Regions from separate parts of the Homo sapiens genome. Here region 2 is linked to region 1. A link is a contact called in ENCODE Hi-C or POLR2A ChIA-PET data. All regions are on one chromosome and are shown on one strand. Each heading gives the region's core, a stretch centred on a gene start or an enhancer-like site at or near the end of the contact. The rest is flanking DNA. Distances are from core to core; before and after follow the strand shown. Region 1 overlaps TTBK1 (tau tubulin kinase 1). Region 2 overlaps SRF (serum response factor).

Evidence for each region. A loop is a pair of places that touch in the nucleus more often than their neighbours do. ChIA-PET counts read pairs that join two places held with the same protein, here RNA polymerase II (POLR2A). Pooled maps may share reads with other maps.
Region 2: a pooled map shows a loop between it and region 1 (4-fold over the local background). The contact joins two enhancer-like sites. A Hi-C loop is called at or near these places in 1 of 168 maps with a recorded cell type or tissue (naive thymus-derived CD4-positive, alpha-beta T cell) and 7 of 50 pooled maps. POLR2A ChIA-PET finds 5 or more read pairs at or near these places in 7 of 52 experiments (AG04449, H1, HEK293 and 3 more).

What each region holds. Positions count from the first base shown.
Region 1 is chr6:43,266,510-43,273,001 of GRCh38, reverse strand. All of the region lies in intron 13 of TTBK1 (tau tubulin kinase 1), which reads right to left. Among named protein-coding and RNA genes, the nearest start is that of TTBK1, 26 kb to the right of the region's middle. RefSeq lists a silencer at 672-921. Within about 2 kb of position 2,746, at least 8 of the 41 ENCODE cell types and tissues checked have a DNase peak (open chromatin) inside an H3K27ac peak, as active enhancers do.
Region 2 is chr6:43,173,603-43,180,094 of GRCh38, reverse strand. It overlaps SRF (serum response factor), which reads right to left. Exons shown (of 7, transcript NM_003131.4): 2 at 5,982-6,248; 3 at 4,128-4,389; 4 at 3,428-3,547; 5 at 1,610-1,801; 6 at 1,213-1,289; 7 at 1-1,000. The coding sequence ends at 905. Among named protein-coding and RNA genes, the nearest start is that of CUL9, 5.3 kb to the left of the region's middle. RefSeq lists enhancers at 1,231-1,730, 1,731-2,232, 5,020-5,249. Within about 2 kb of position 4,259, at least 3 of the 41 ENCODE cell types and tissues checked have a DNase peak (open chromatin) inside an H3K27ac peak, as active enhancers do.

The sequences.
Region 1 (6,492 bases), core at 1,497-3,996:
CAAATAATTGTAAGCCACCACTAAATGCAGAGTGAGACTATGAAGTGCGAAAACACCACTTTCAAAATACAACAAAGACAGCTGTCTCTTTTCAAAGCTGACCCCGAGGAGGCTACACGCTTTCCCCAAGCAGGGTATCAATCTTGAAACATTCTGGCCTTCTCTTGGGAAATGCTTCAGAAAACAAGAGTGACAATATTGCAGGCTCACAGCATCCCCACCTAGCCTGGGAACCGGAGACCAGCAACTCGACCCAAACCATGTGAAGCTCTGCCGAGCTTCACATGAACTTAATCCAACACAAGTGGCTTAGATGACCTTAACAATCTCCAAGAGTCAAAGCCACCCCGAAAAGATAATATTATTAAGATCACCTGTTAGCTCAGAGCTTTATGGCTTACAAAACACTCTCCCCTCCACCATGGAGGATATACAAAAGGATGTCCCCCTAAAGGACAACATGCTTTGAACCATGGCCTTGCTTTAAAGGACACACCCTCTCCCACAGGTGTCAGTTCTGAGGTGGGGGGTGTGTGTTTGAAAACTCAGCCGCCTTCTCAATGCTGGATCTCCCACTTCCAAAGGCGTTGGAAACAGTAATATGTATGTAATGCTGAAATGAGGCTGAAGCCAGTGCCATCATCTTCAATATTTCACAAGGCACTTTGGGATCTTAGAGTACCTCAGGGTTCTGGTCACTGAGATGGAGCTGTGCTCAGGGTTGAGTAGTGGAACCCTCTAGAAGGGAATGCTGGATCACAGAGTGCTTGGTTTCATCCAACCCCAGATTGGGTGGGGGGGCCCTTGCCCACACTGCTGCTGACTTATGGAGCAGATGGTGGGCAGGTTCCCTTCACTTCACCTCCTGCCACTACCTGGGGTGGATGGGAAGAGGGCAAGAGGAGGTGGCTGGGGGAGGCAGTGCCAGCAGGAGGGGAGTGGGGCCACTGTTCAGCCTCACCCCCTCACCTTTGTGCTTTTTGTTTTCTGTCCCTTCTCAAAGGGTCCACCTTGACCCTCTCCTGCCTACTGCCTGAGCAGGGTGCAAAGCCATCCAAAACAGCCCAGAGGGCAACAGAGGCTTGGGTTTGGGGAGATTCAAAAGTGAGCAGCTGAGATGGGGGTGGGGGTGGGGCACAAGTATTAGAACCCAAATCTGGCTTTTGTTGCCAGATGGAGAAGGTGCTCTTGGCCCAGACATCCTCAAAAATAAATAAATAAATAAATAAATAAATAAATAGACTTACAAAGAAAGATTTTGGGGAAAGGAGTGTGTGACTATGGAGTGGCTTATGTGAATGGTGTGGATGAGCCATACCACAATGGTGGCCCTCTGTGTGGACAGTTTGGCTCCAGGGCACTGCCCACCACACTTATGGCACCCCCAGGCAGGGGCCAGGGCCCTGAGGCCTCTACTCTAACCAGAGACATCTGGGGAATTGATGGGCCAAGCAGAGGTTACAGGGAGAGAGGGGTAGAAGAGTGAAGCTGGGATGAGAGTAGCTACATAGGAAACTACCAATGACTGCATAGACATCTTTCTGGCTCCCTAACACACATGTGCATACACACACTCATACAGCACTGTGCAACTTGCGCACGTGCCAGTCACATTGAGGTCTATGTAAATGGCACTTCCTGGAATTACACAGTGCACAGCCTGAGCATTCATCCATGGCAGCCCTTCCACATGCACAAACGCTCATTCGTAAGCACACTCTTATGCACAAGTGTACGCGCATGCACACAAGCAAACATACAGACACAGTCTCACTGAAATAAACATTTTGCAAATCTTTGGGCCTCCTCCCCTCCCCATACAGGCACGGCCCTTTCTAGTACCCACTTCACTACTACCGCATTCCCCAGGGGAACAGAGGTGCTGGCTGACATGGGCAGGATGAATAAAGGGAAACTTGGGCTCCCTGCAGTGAAGGTTGGGGGCTGAGAAATGGGCAGAAGAGGCAGGCGCAAGCTGGCATCCTGACACTTCCCCACTCCCAAGTGTCCAGATCCCTATCCAACCTGCCTCTCTTCTGCTGTGTCTTCACCACCGCCCTTGGGGCTGACCGAGCACCTACAGGAAGGAGTCACCTTCTGAGAAGGGCAGAGGTGGGGCTGCTCCCGCCTGGGATTTGTCCTGAGACACTGGTTTTGCTGACAAGCACATGGTTTCTCACGTCATCCTTAACAACCACCTTAGCTGCCACTGCTTCTAAGCTGGGTCTCCTCGTTGCTCAGTTCCAGCCTGCCTTGGGAGGTGGATCCCAGGCCCCTCTCATCCATCCTCAGTTCCTGAGGAGCCGAGGACAGACACCCAATCCTACCAGGGAGTGATGGCACAGGTGTCTTGGGGGAGGGGCAGCCTACCATGGACTGAGCCTTCCTGGGGTAAGATGTGTGAGGAGAGAACTCTGTCCTCAATGATGATGGCCTGAGAAAGTCTCGCTAGGTCACAGGGCTCCTCCCCCGATCACTGAGCATTGAAACACTCCCCACCACATTCCAAACCTGGCTGTCCTGGCCTCCATCCATACACAGGGACACACACACACACACACACACACACACACACACACACACACACCATGCAAGGAGGGTCTTGGCCTCCCGCCAGCCCCTCGGGGTGGATCAGACCCAGCCATGCCAAGAGATCACAAATTAAACAGAACAAAGCCCATACCAGAGTGCCTCTGGCCCTGCAGGCCTCATCTCCCTGACACCTCTCTTTCCACTGGACTCTGGACCCATCAGTGGCTCCAGCTGAGCGCCCCTGCCCTGTCCTGGAAACTGTACCACCAGCCCCACCCCTCCCTGCACCATTTGGCTGGCACCTACAAAGGGAGCTGATGGGGAGGTGGGACGGAGACTCTGCTTGGGGTGGGAGTATTACAGTACCTTGGGCCAACGTTCTAGGGGGGCTGTATTGCATGATGGGGTGGGATGGGATGTGTGAGTGTGTGATTATTGCGTCCTGGGAAGGAACCATGGTCCTCTGCCTGCTCCCCACCCCCCCCCACCTGCCCCCTCCAGGAGGGGGGGGGCCCAGCCTAGGTCTTGTGGGTGAACCGGGCCCACACCTGCTGCAGCTGGGACCGCGAGATGCGGAGCACCGAGGGCATGAGTCTGTGGTTGCCAGCAGCGAGGGGCGCGTGGCGCCGGTGGGGCGCCCGCACAGGGCTGCTCTCAGCCGAGCGGCTGCGCTGAATGAGGGAACCGGAGGAGCCCGAGGAGCCGCCGCCGCCGGGGTGAGGGTAATGCTCCGTCTCCAGCGTGGAGGAGGAGAACACGGAGGACGCCAGTCGTCGCAGGGGGCTGTACCGCGGGAGGGAGTGCCCCGAGAGTCTGTCCTCCTCCAACTGAAAGAGACCAAGAAAGTGGAGGGAAAAGAGGTGTCAGGCACAGACTCGACAGCTCCGTCTCCGGGGCCACCCACCGCTCACAGCCCCTGCGGCGCCGGCGTCCCGGGCAAGTGGGCGGGGTCAGGCAGGGTGGAGGAGGGTGCAAACCACCCGCCCCAAGGTCCTGCCTCAGAATCTAGGCTCTGGCCTCCAACGCCCTTCCCCCTCCTCCTTCTCTCTGGAACTTCTCACACTATGGTCTCTGCAAGGAGACCATGGTCACTCACCTCCTCCGAGAAGCCTTCCTGGCTTAGTCCTACCTAGCTCAGGGTTGTTCTGGACTGGGGAACCCTTTCTCTCAGGAACGTGGCTGTGTGCTCTGAGAGAGTTCCTTGCCATGTGTTGACAGCTGTGTGTGGCATGTCTCCCCAGCTAGATTCCGTGCTACTCATTAGGGCTCAGAAACTTTCCCTGTACACCCTCCGCCTTGGCACCCCCGCCCCATCACAGGGAGGTGTTGGGATCGGGGTGACCATGCGGCATAAGGTGGTACTCTAGAGCCCAATTACTCGTGTTTGAATCCCAACTCCACCACTTAAAATCTGAGTGACCTTGAGCAAGTTACTGCACCTCTCTGAGCCTCAGCTTCCTCCTCTGTAAAATGGGGGTCATAATGGTGCCCACCTCAAAGGGTGGTCGTGAGGATTCGATGTTATAAGATGTGCAGTACTTGGAACAGCACCCGCCATGGAGTAAATGCTGTGCTCTTCACTGAGCTATTTTAGTATCTAATTTTAAATCACTCTTCCAAATGAGGGAAGGGATGGACTCGTAGGAGGAGGGGCAAACTGAAGTCATTTCTTGAAAGTGGCTTTTTCCCTGCCCCCTCAAAGTCTGAGCCACCAGGCAGCTTGTGTACAGGGCTGGGCAGAACTGCTGCCTCATCGCCTTCTGGAAGAATCCTGCTCTGTGCCCCCATGCCCTCCGAGTGAAGTGGAAGTGTCCCAGATATGTGGGGGTAGAAATGGCGCCCAGGGTGTTACCAGACCTCTCCCAGCCTGACCCTCTCTCTTCCTGAGACAGAGGCCAGTTGAAATAGCTTTTACAGCAGCAGCAAGGACTGCCTGGGCCAGCTCCTCCAGGAAGGAGGGGGCCTGGGACACTCAGCCCCAGCATCCCTTGCTGCTGTCACATGGGGGCACAAGGGACTTGGCATGGAGCCTCCAGCAGAGTAGGGAAGAGGGAGAACATTCTAATAGGACTGGCTTTGCTCCCACCTTGCTTTCCGTTTCAGCTTCTTTTTGGCCAAGTCTAGGATCCTTCTGAGCTAGTCCCATCTGCACCAAGGGTTAGGGGTCTAAGGCCCACCCAGAGAGGCCAAGGGACAGAGGCACCACCATTGCCCAAAGCCCCCTCTCACAGCACATGTGGGTGGCTTGAGTTAACATTCCAGCCAGAGTTTGCTCAGCTGCCAGGCAGAAGGATTTTCATAGGATGGCATTGAATCCCAGAGGGCTCTTGCCCTTCAGATTGGGCACCACTTGTGGCCACCTACTTGTCTTCAACACCAGTTGAAATATCACCTCTGTGAGACCGCTCCAGCTCCCTCCCCTGCAAGCTCCCAGCTTCTAGCAGATAAGAGTGCTCTGTTATCTCCCTGATGGACCTGGATTGTTAACATCTTTCTAGACCTTTGCATCTCCACCCCACTGCTTGTGACCTTGAGCTCCAAAAGGGCAGGACTGGGCAGCTTTATTCATCTTTGTCCCCCAGCCCCTAGCACACTGTCCAGCACGTGGCAGGGAAATGCTTTGGTGGCTGCCGGGCAGTGTCTGTGTACTCAGCGCATGCTGACCTGCTGTGCTATCGGTCAGAGACAACCGGTAAAGGCAGGCAAACAGCCCTCCCCCAGATCACACACTTGCTAGCCTGCTTCACCCTTGCCCTAGCTTTTCCCGCAACTCCTAATTTGCACCTTAAATTTCCTTGAGAACAAAGCCAGGTGTGAAAAAAGAAAAAAAACAAAAACAAAAAAACCCACCATCACCAAAGAACAATAGATACTTTAAAATTGTGCCTGCTTTCACACTGTTTCCCTCCCGGTTCCCCACATGTGCAGGTGACAGAGTTGTAGGTGCTCATAGTTTAAATGATTGGTGTTATGAGGAAGTTCACACATCAGGCACTGAGAAAATTGAGGTAGGTCTAGAGAGGGCGCCTCCAAAAAGGTGGTGGGAAAGAGGGAATTCAGCAGAGACTTCCTGCCTGCCCTGAGCCGCATAATCTCCGCCTGTGGGTGGAGAGTCCCAAAAACTGTGATTCTAGGAAGCAGCCAGATTTGGGAGGTCCTGCCATAGGCCCAGGCTGGGCTCACCACTTCCTTCAGGCCAGCCCAAAGACAGAAGAAAAAAATAGGCCAGTCCATTTCTCCCTGCTCCTCTACCCTTGATGAAGGAAGATCTCTGCTTCACCCCGCTGTCCTGAAGTACTTGGCGAAACATGTTGTACCCCATATGTTCATCCAGAGACACACACAGAGGCTGCCCTGCACACTGACATGGCCACAGGCACACCTGCTGACATGGCCCAGACAGTGGGTATGCACAGAACACACACACACACACACACACACACACACACACACACACACACACACACACACGCATGCTCCAGGCTCTCTCTGATCCTGCACAAACCATCTGCTCTCTCTGGCCTGTATGTTTTCTGTTAAACTCACAGACCTCAGGCTGGGCGCGATGGCTCACGCCTGTAATCCCAGCAATTTGGGAGGCCGAGGCAGGCAGATCACCTGAGGTCAGGAGCTCAAGACCAGCCTCAACATGGAGAAACCCCGTCTCTACTAAAAATACAAAATTAGCCGGGTGTGGTGGTGGTGCATGCCTGTAATCCCAGCTTCTCGGGAGGCTGAGGCAGGAGAATTGCTTGAACCTGGGAGGTGGAGGTTGCAGTGAGCCGAGATCACGCCATTGCACTCCAGCCTGGGGAACAAGAGCAAAACTCCGTCTCAAAAAAAGAAAAAAAAAAAATTCACAGACCTCAGACGGAATGGCTCAGAGCTCAGCTCTCGGAACGAGTTGCCTGGGTTCAAGTCCCGTTGCTAACACTTACCAGCTGGTGGTCACCAGCTGAG
Region 2 (6,492 bases), core at 3,010-5,509, 94 kb after region 1:
CCACACACTGGTGGACCCCGAGCTCATGGGGTGGCTCTGTCCCCAGGGGCCCAGCCAGTTCTGGGGAGCCTGAGGGCTCCCCAGGGAAGGGGAGTTTGGGCAGGGAGGGGGACGAGAAAAACGCCATAAAAAAAAGTTAAATATTTTAAAAATATATATTTATAGATTTGTTTTCACTTCGTCTCCTCAAATAAAAAGTTCAAAATCAACTTTAAGTAAAGCAGCTGGGAGGAGAGGGGGGAAGACAAGGGGGAGAAGGGAACGCTGGTGGTTCCCTCCAACCCAGGAGCCCCTGGAGGTCCAAGGGGAGCGGCAAGGCAGGGCAGGCGGCCCCAGGAACCTGCCCAGTGCACAGGCCCAGCTACTCAGGAGCTGAAGGGGGAGAGGACAGCAGTGTGAGGAAGAAGCCCCCATCTCCCCAGCTGGCCCCCTGAGGGGCAGAGCCAGGGCTCTTTTGACCCAGCCTGTGACAGACACAGGGCTGACCTGGGGTCAGCAAGGAGGCTGGCAAGAGGGCCCCAACTGCTTCCTCAGAGGAGGACACGGTGCCCAGCCCCACAGAAGGCCTGTGTGTGGGGAGGTGGGGCACGGTCCCATTGGGTAAGCTAATACTCATGGCAAACATCGAGCCAAGCTGGCGAGGGGGTCCCAGGAAGGAGGACAGCCCCTCCAGCAACAGAAATGGGAGGTGGGGCGGGAAGAAGGGGAGGCTGAGGGAGGACGGGTGGAGGCAGGCAGGCCCATTTCTTTGGCTGGAGTGAGAGGGCTCAGTCCTGTGGCTGCCCGTTCCTCCTCCCCGCCTCCCTCCTGCGGCCCGTCAACGTGTGTGTAAAGAAAACGTGAAAAGGCAACAATAAATAAGTGGTGCCATCCCTTGGGCCATCTGTCCAGGGCGGCGGGCGGATCATTCACTCTTGGTGCTGTGGGCGGTGTCCAGGTTCACCACCTGTAGCTCGGTGAGGTTGCTGCTGCTCCCGGCCTGCTGCCCTATCACAGCCATCTGGAGGGAAGGGGATGTATGAGGAGGGGCAGGGACTGGCCAGCCAGTTCAGGCTCCCCTGGCTTCCCTGCCTGCCAACCACAGGCCTGAGCAGAAAAGCAGATGGGCTTCCAGGCTAGGGATTTTGGCTTTGATGAACTGGTAACAGGATCCCCTAAGGTCAAGACAAAGAAGTGGCTATCTGGGATGGGGTGAAAGATATCCCTACCTACCTGGTGGAGCTGAACTGCTGAAACAGGGATCTGCACTGTCCCAGATGATGCTGTCAGGAACACCTGGGGGACGCCACCTACATTGGAAAACCACAGGAGATACTCAAATTGTTTGTTGAAACTTCCAGATATTGGAGGAGTGGTGTCAAATGCACAAGTGACTGGGGCAGTCTCAGATGTAAGAGCCCAAGGGAAAGGGTGCCAGTGTGTCTGAGGGTGCATGCGGGTGTGAGTGTCCAAGTGGGGTGTCCAAATGTGTGTGTGAGCATCCAAGTCTGTGTTGTATTTGGGTAGAAATATTTGTAGGCATCAGTGCATATGTGTGTGTATGTGTGTGTGTGTGTGTGTATAAAGAAGGAAACGGTCCTCCTTTCCTTAGCCCTGCTCCTCTACTCACCTGGCTCCTGGACCTGGCTGTGTGACACCTGCATGGTGGATGGTGCCTGGGAGAAGGCATTCAGCACGGTGAGGCTGCCATCACCCAGGCCCGAGGTGGGGGCATACATCACCGCATGCGGGCTAGGGTACATCATGTGGCCACCCACAGTTGTGGGCACGGATGACGTCATGATGGTGGCGGGCAGCGTCACTGGCAAACACAGACATGTGTCAGCTCGGCACTGGTCCCCACTGATAACTCCCATTCCGTCCCTAGGAATTCCAGGCCCCCAGAGCCCTCTTGCCATTTCCCAGGTCAGAAGCTAGACACGACTATTCCTCAGCTCCATCATCAACTAAGAAAAGCCTATTTTTTCTTGAACACAACAGCATCAATCTTTAATTGTATCCTATCACATTGTACTATTTATTCAATTGTCTATCTACTGAATTCTCTAAGTCCTAAATCTTGGGAAAAACAAAGATTATGACTGACCTACTCTCAGAAAACTCAGATACTCCCCTTTTAGGAGCTCTAACATCTTATTTTTTATTTGTTCTCATTCTCCCTCCTTTTTTTTTTTTTTTTTGAGATGGAGTCTCACTCTGTCACCCAGGCTGGGGTGCAGTGGCGCGATCTTGGCTCACTGCAAGCTCCGCCTCCTGGGCTCATGCCATTCTCCTGCCTCAGCCTCCCGAGTAGCTGGGACTACAGATGCCTGCCATCAAGCCCGGCTAATTTTTTGAATTTTTAGTAGAGATGGAGTTTCACCGTGTTAGCCAGGATGATCTCAATCTCCTGACCTCGTGATCTGCCCCCCTCGGCCTCCCAAAGCGCTGGGATTACAGACGTGAGCCACCGCACCCGGCCTCTCTCTCCTTCTTAATGCACAGCTAACAAATTCATCTTTCAAACAAGCACTTCTCAAATGTTAACGTGCATTATATGGGAATCTTGTTAAAACACAGACTCTGGGCCGGGTGCGGTGGCTCAGGCCTGTAATCCCAGCACTTTGAGAGGCCGAGGTGGGCGGATCACGAGGTCAGGAGATCGAGACCATCCTGGCTAACAAGGTGAAACCCCGTCTCTACTAAAAATACAAAAAAATTAGCCAGGTGTGGTGGCGGGCACCTGTAGTCCCAGCTACTCGGGAGGCTGAGGCAGGAGAATAGCGTGAACCCGGGAGGCAGAGCTTGCAGTGAGCCGAGATGGTGCCACTGCACTCCAGCCTGGGCGACAGAGAGCGAGACTCCGTCTCAAAAAAAAAAAAAAAAACAGACTCCGATTCACTAGGTTTGGGGTGAGACTCAAGATTCTGTATTTCCAACAAGCTCCCAGGTAATGCTGGTGTTCCCAGTCCATAGGCCACACTTTGAGTAAAAAGGTTATAAATAATAAGAACTTAAAATTAACCTTACTTTGAGAGTATCTCATCATTTCTGAAATGTCTAGAGATACCTGAGGGTAACTGTGGCTACTCAAAACCTGTAAGACCCTCGCACAAAGAGAAAATTGCTCTCTAAGTCCTTCCTGATAATTAAGCAAATGTGTCTTTGAGCAAGTAACTTCTTATTTCTAGGCCTCAGGCTCCTCATCTGAATGAGGAGGTAGGTCAATGGTCCCCAATTTTCTTCTGGAATCCGCAGCCCACTGCAGGGCGGGATTCAAAACCCAGTCATCCTCACCTGACTTCCCCATAATTATTAGGCCCAAAGCCTCAATCTCCACTTTAAGAAATCCCCTGACTTTAGTTACAGGAGGGTTACTGTTGGGCACCTACTGCTAGGCCTCGTGGGGGAAGGCAGGGAGGGAGGGTGACAGGGCTGCGAGCTATACCTGTCCCGCTGGAGGAGGTCTGCGTGAGGTCTGTGCTGCTGTCACGGGAGGGAGACGCTTGCTGTGGGGCCTGGTGCACTTGAATGGCCTGCACTGGGACCTGCTGGGCCACTGCCCCACCTGCAAGACACAGAGTCTTATTTGTGCTCTGTCCCACCCAATTGCCACCTCCACCAAGTACCCATGGACACCCCAGTCCCAGGGTCTGGCACACTGGTCTCCAACTCCCATCACTATCTTTCCTGGAAGCCAAAGAGGCCCTTCAGGCCCAAGTATCCACTCTGGGGGCTTCCACGCTCTACTCTTGCCCATCCCTCCTCCTCCTGCCCTGGGCCTTGTCTCTCTTTTCTTCAGTTGACCCAAGAGCTGGCAATAACCCATCAAAGACATGATCTGCCTTCCAGTCAAGGCAGGAAGTGGTGAAACATCTACTGCCCTGTGGCAATGAGGGCACGGGGCTGGGGTAGCTAGACAGGGCCAGAATATATGGTTGAAACTTACTGACAAGGACAGCAGGGGTCTCAGTGGGCAGAGGTATGCCTGCCAACGGGATATAAGAGGCTTCGCTCAGGCTCTGGCCCCTATTCACCTTCCTTCTGAGCAGGGAAAGAGGTTCTCTTGGTGCCAGCCCTAAACACACTCTTAGCATGCTTGATTTGCCCCAGGAAGGACGAATCTCTCCCTGCCCCTCGTGACTCACCAGGCATGAGGGTGAAGCTGGTAGGCAGCTGCATAAGGCCCCCAGAGGAGACAGGGCCGCTGCCTGTACTCTTCAGCACAGTCCCATTGGCACTGCTGACAGCACTGGGGCTGACACTAGCAGACACTGGTGCCAGGTAGTTGGTGATGGGAAAGGAGGGGCCGCTGCTGACTTGCATGGTGGTAGAGGTGCTAGGTGCTGTTTGGATGGTGGAGGTTGTACCCGGCAGGTTGGTGACTGTGAACGCCGGCTTCAGTGTGTCCTATACCCAGAGTAAAGATGAAGCAATGAGCCCCTACCAGATCCTGCCTTTGCAGAAGCTTTGTGTGGACTGAGAACCCAGACTGAAACCAGTGAGCTTGGGTTCAAATCCCAACGCCACCATTTACCTGATGCCTGACTCTTAGGTAAGTTATTGATCTACTGAGCTACAGTTTTCTATCGGTAAAAGGAGGATAATACCTACCCCCTAGGTTGCTGTAAGGATTAAGTAGGTTAGCATATGTAAATCACTTAGAAAACACTACCTGGCACATAAAAAAACCAAAATAAATATTTGCTGCTCTTATGATAATTATTATCATTGTCATTATTATAATCCCCTGAGTTCTCTGCTCCAGCGGACTGTGGTAATCCCATTGGCTGGGGAGTCAGGACACCAAGGTCTGTTCCTAGCTCTGGTAATGACCATCTAAGTGACCCTGAAATAACCAGTCCCCTTTTCTGAACCTCGGTTTTCCTCTTCTATAAGCATGAGGGGGCTGGGCTACTACGTTTTCTTTCAAAGAGTTCTTCCAGCTCTAATTTGTCAGGCTTCTGAGATAGGAACTGAGTTTCTCAGGGAACTTAAGAGTTTGAGAGAGATCTTGAGAATCTGGCAATGACACACTATATGTCAAACACCCAAGATGTAAACTACCAAAAGAATGTACTCATCCAACAAAATTTCCTGGGAATAAATGAGCCCTACTGTTATAAAAGTTTAAAAATTATTACAGATGATATGCCACTAAGAGAGGAGGTAGCCTACAGCACTGACTCTCCCCTAAGGAAGACTTCGTTCTTAGAAGGGGAAGAAGGAAACTGAGAACCAAGCCACCAAGCCCAGACCCGAAATGAGTCAACCAGAGGCTCAAAGGCTGCGGGGTGGGTCAGCACGAGACGTTTGCAAAGCAGCTGGGCCCAAGACCCTTGATTGGCAGAGGCGTTGCTAAGGCAAACAGTGCCGCTTCCTCCCATTGGCCAGTCAGTTAAGTGCCACCCGGAAGGTGGAGCTCCCCAGACAGCAAGGGAGGAAGCCCCACCCCCTCTCCTTACCGGGAAAAGGAAGGGGGAGGAGTAACAGCGCAGGCATCCCTAGCAGCAGGCAAATGCGCTCCCTAACTGCCCAGGCCCCCAACACCCTGAAAGGGCAGCGGCTGGCTTGTAAGGTAGTCCCCGGCCCAGTCAACCAGCCCGCCTGCCAAGAGTGCTGGATTCCCAGGACCCCGGGACCGGAGTGCTCCCTTTCTACTCCCTGGCGACCCAGCCCGGAGGGCCGGGCTAAACTACACCCCCGCCCCTAGCGGGGAGACAGCTGGCGGGAGGAATGCAAAGGCCCTGCCAGGCAGGCGGGCTGCGGGCGGGAGGCCGGCGTGGAGCCCAAGCCGGCCTTATATGGGCACGGAGGCCGCCCGCTTATCTAGGGGGGCGGTCTTCTATCAGGAAAGTGAGGATGGACACCTGTCCCCTAGGACGAGGGTCGTTAATCCGGCTCCACTCCACATCGGTGGGCACCTATCCACCTGTCCTGGGCCAGAAAGGGAGAGGGACCCCACTCCCTTCCCTCCTCTCACATAGGCAACCCAAACACACCTTGGTCTCCCCACTGCTGTCAGACTCCGACACCTGGTAGGTGAGATCTGTCTCTTCAAAGCCAGTGGCACTCATTCTCTGGTCTGTTGTGGGGTCTGAACGGGGTGGAGAGTCTGGCGAGTTGAGGCAGGTCTGAATCAGTGCCTTGCCGGTCTCACTGGTGATCATGGGCTGCAGTTTTCGGGTGGCAAAGGTATACACATGGCCTGTCTCACTGGCCACCAGCAACAGCACCTGTGTCCCTGTCAGCGTGGACAGCTCATAGGCCTGAGGGGTGAGGAGGGAGATGGGCAGGTCAGCAAACTTTTTATCTCTACCTTCCTTGAGAAGTTGGAAAAAGAATTATACAGTGATGTCATTCCCCCATTCCCATAATGACCTTCGTCTCTAATGACTCTGAGGGCAGGGTGTCCTATCAGGATCTCTGGAAGCAGCAAAACTACCCATGCTCCTCCTTTGAGGAGCAGCCCCATTGACCTGAAGATACCCCAAGCAAACAGTAACAGCCCCC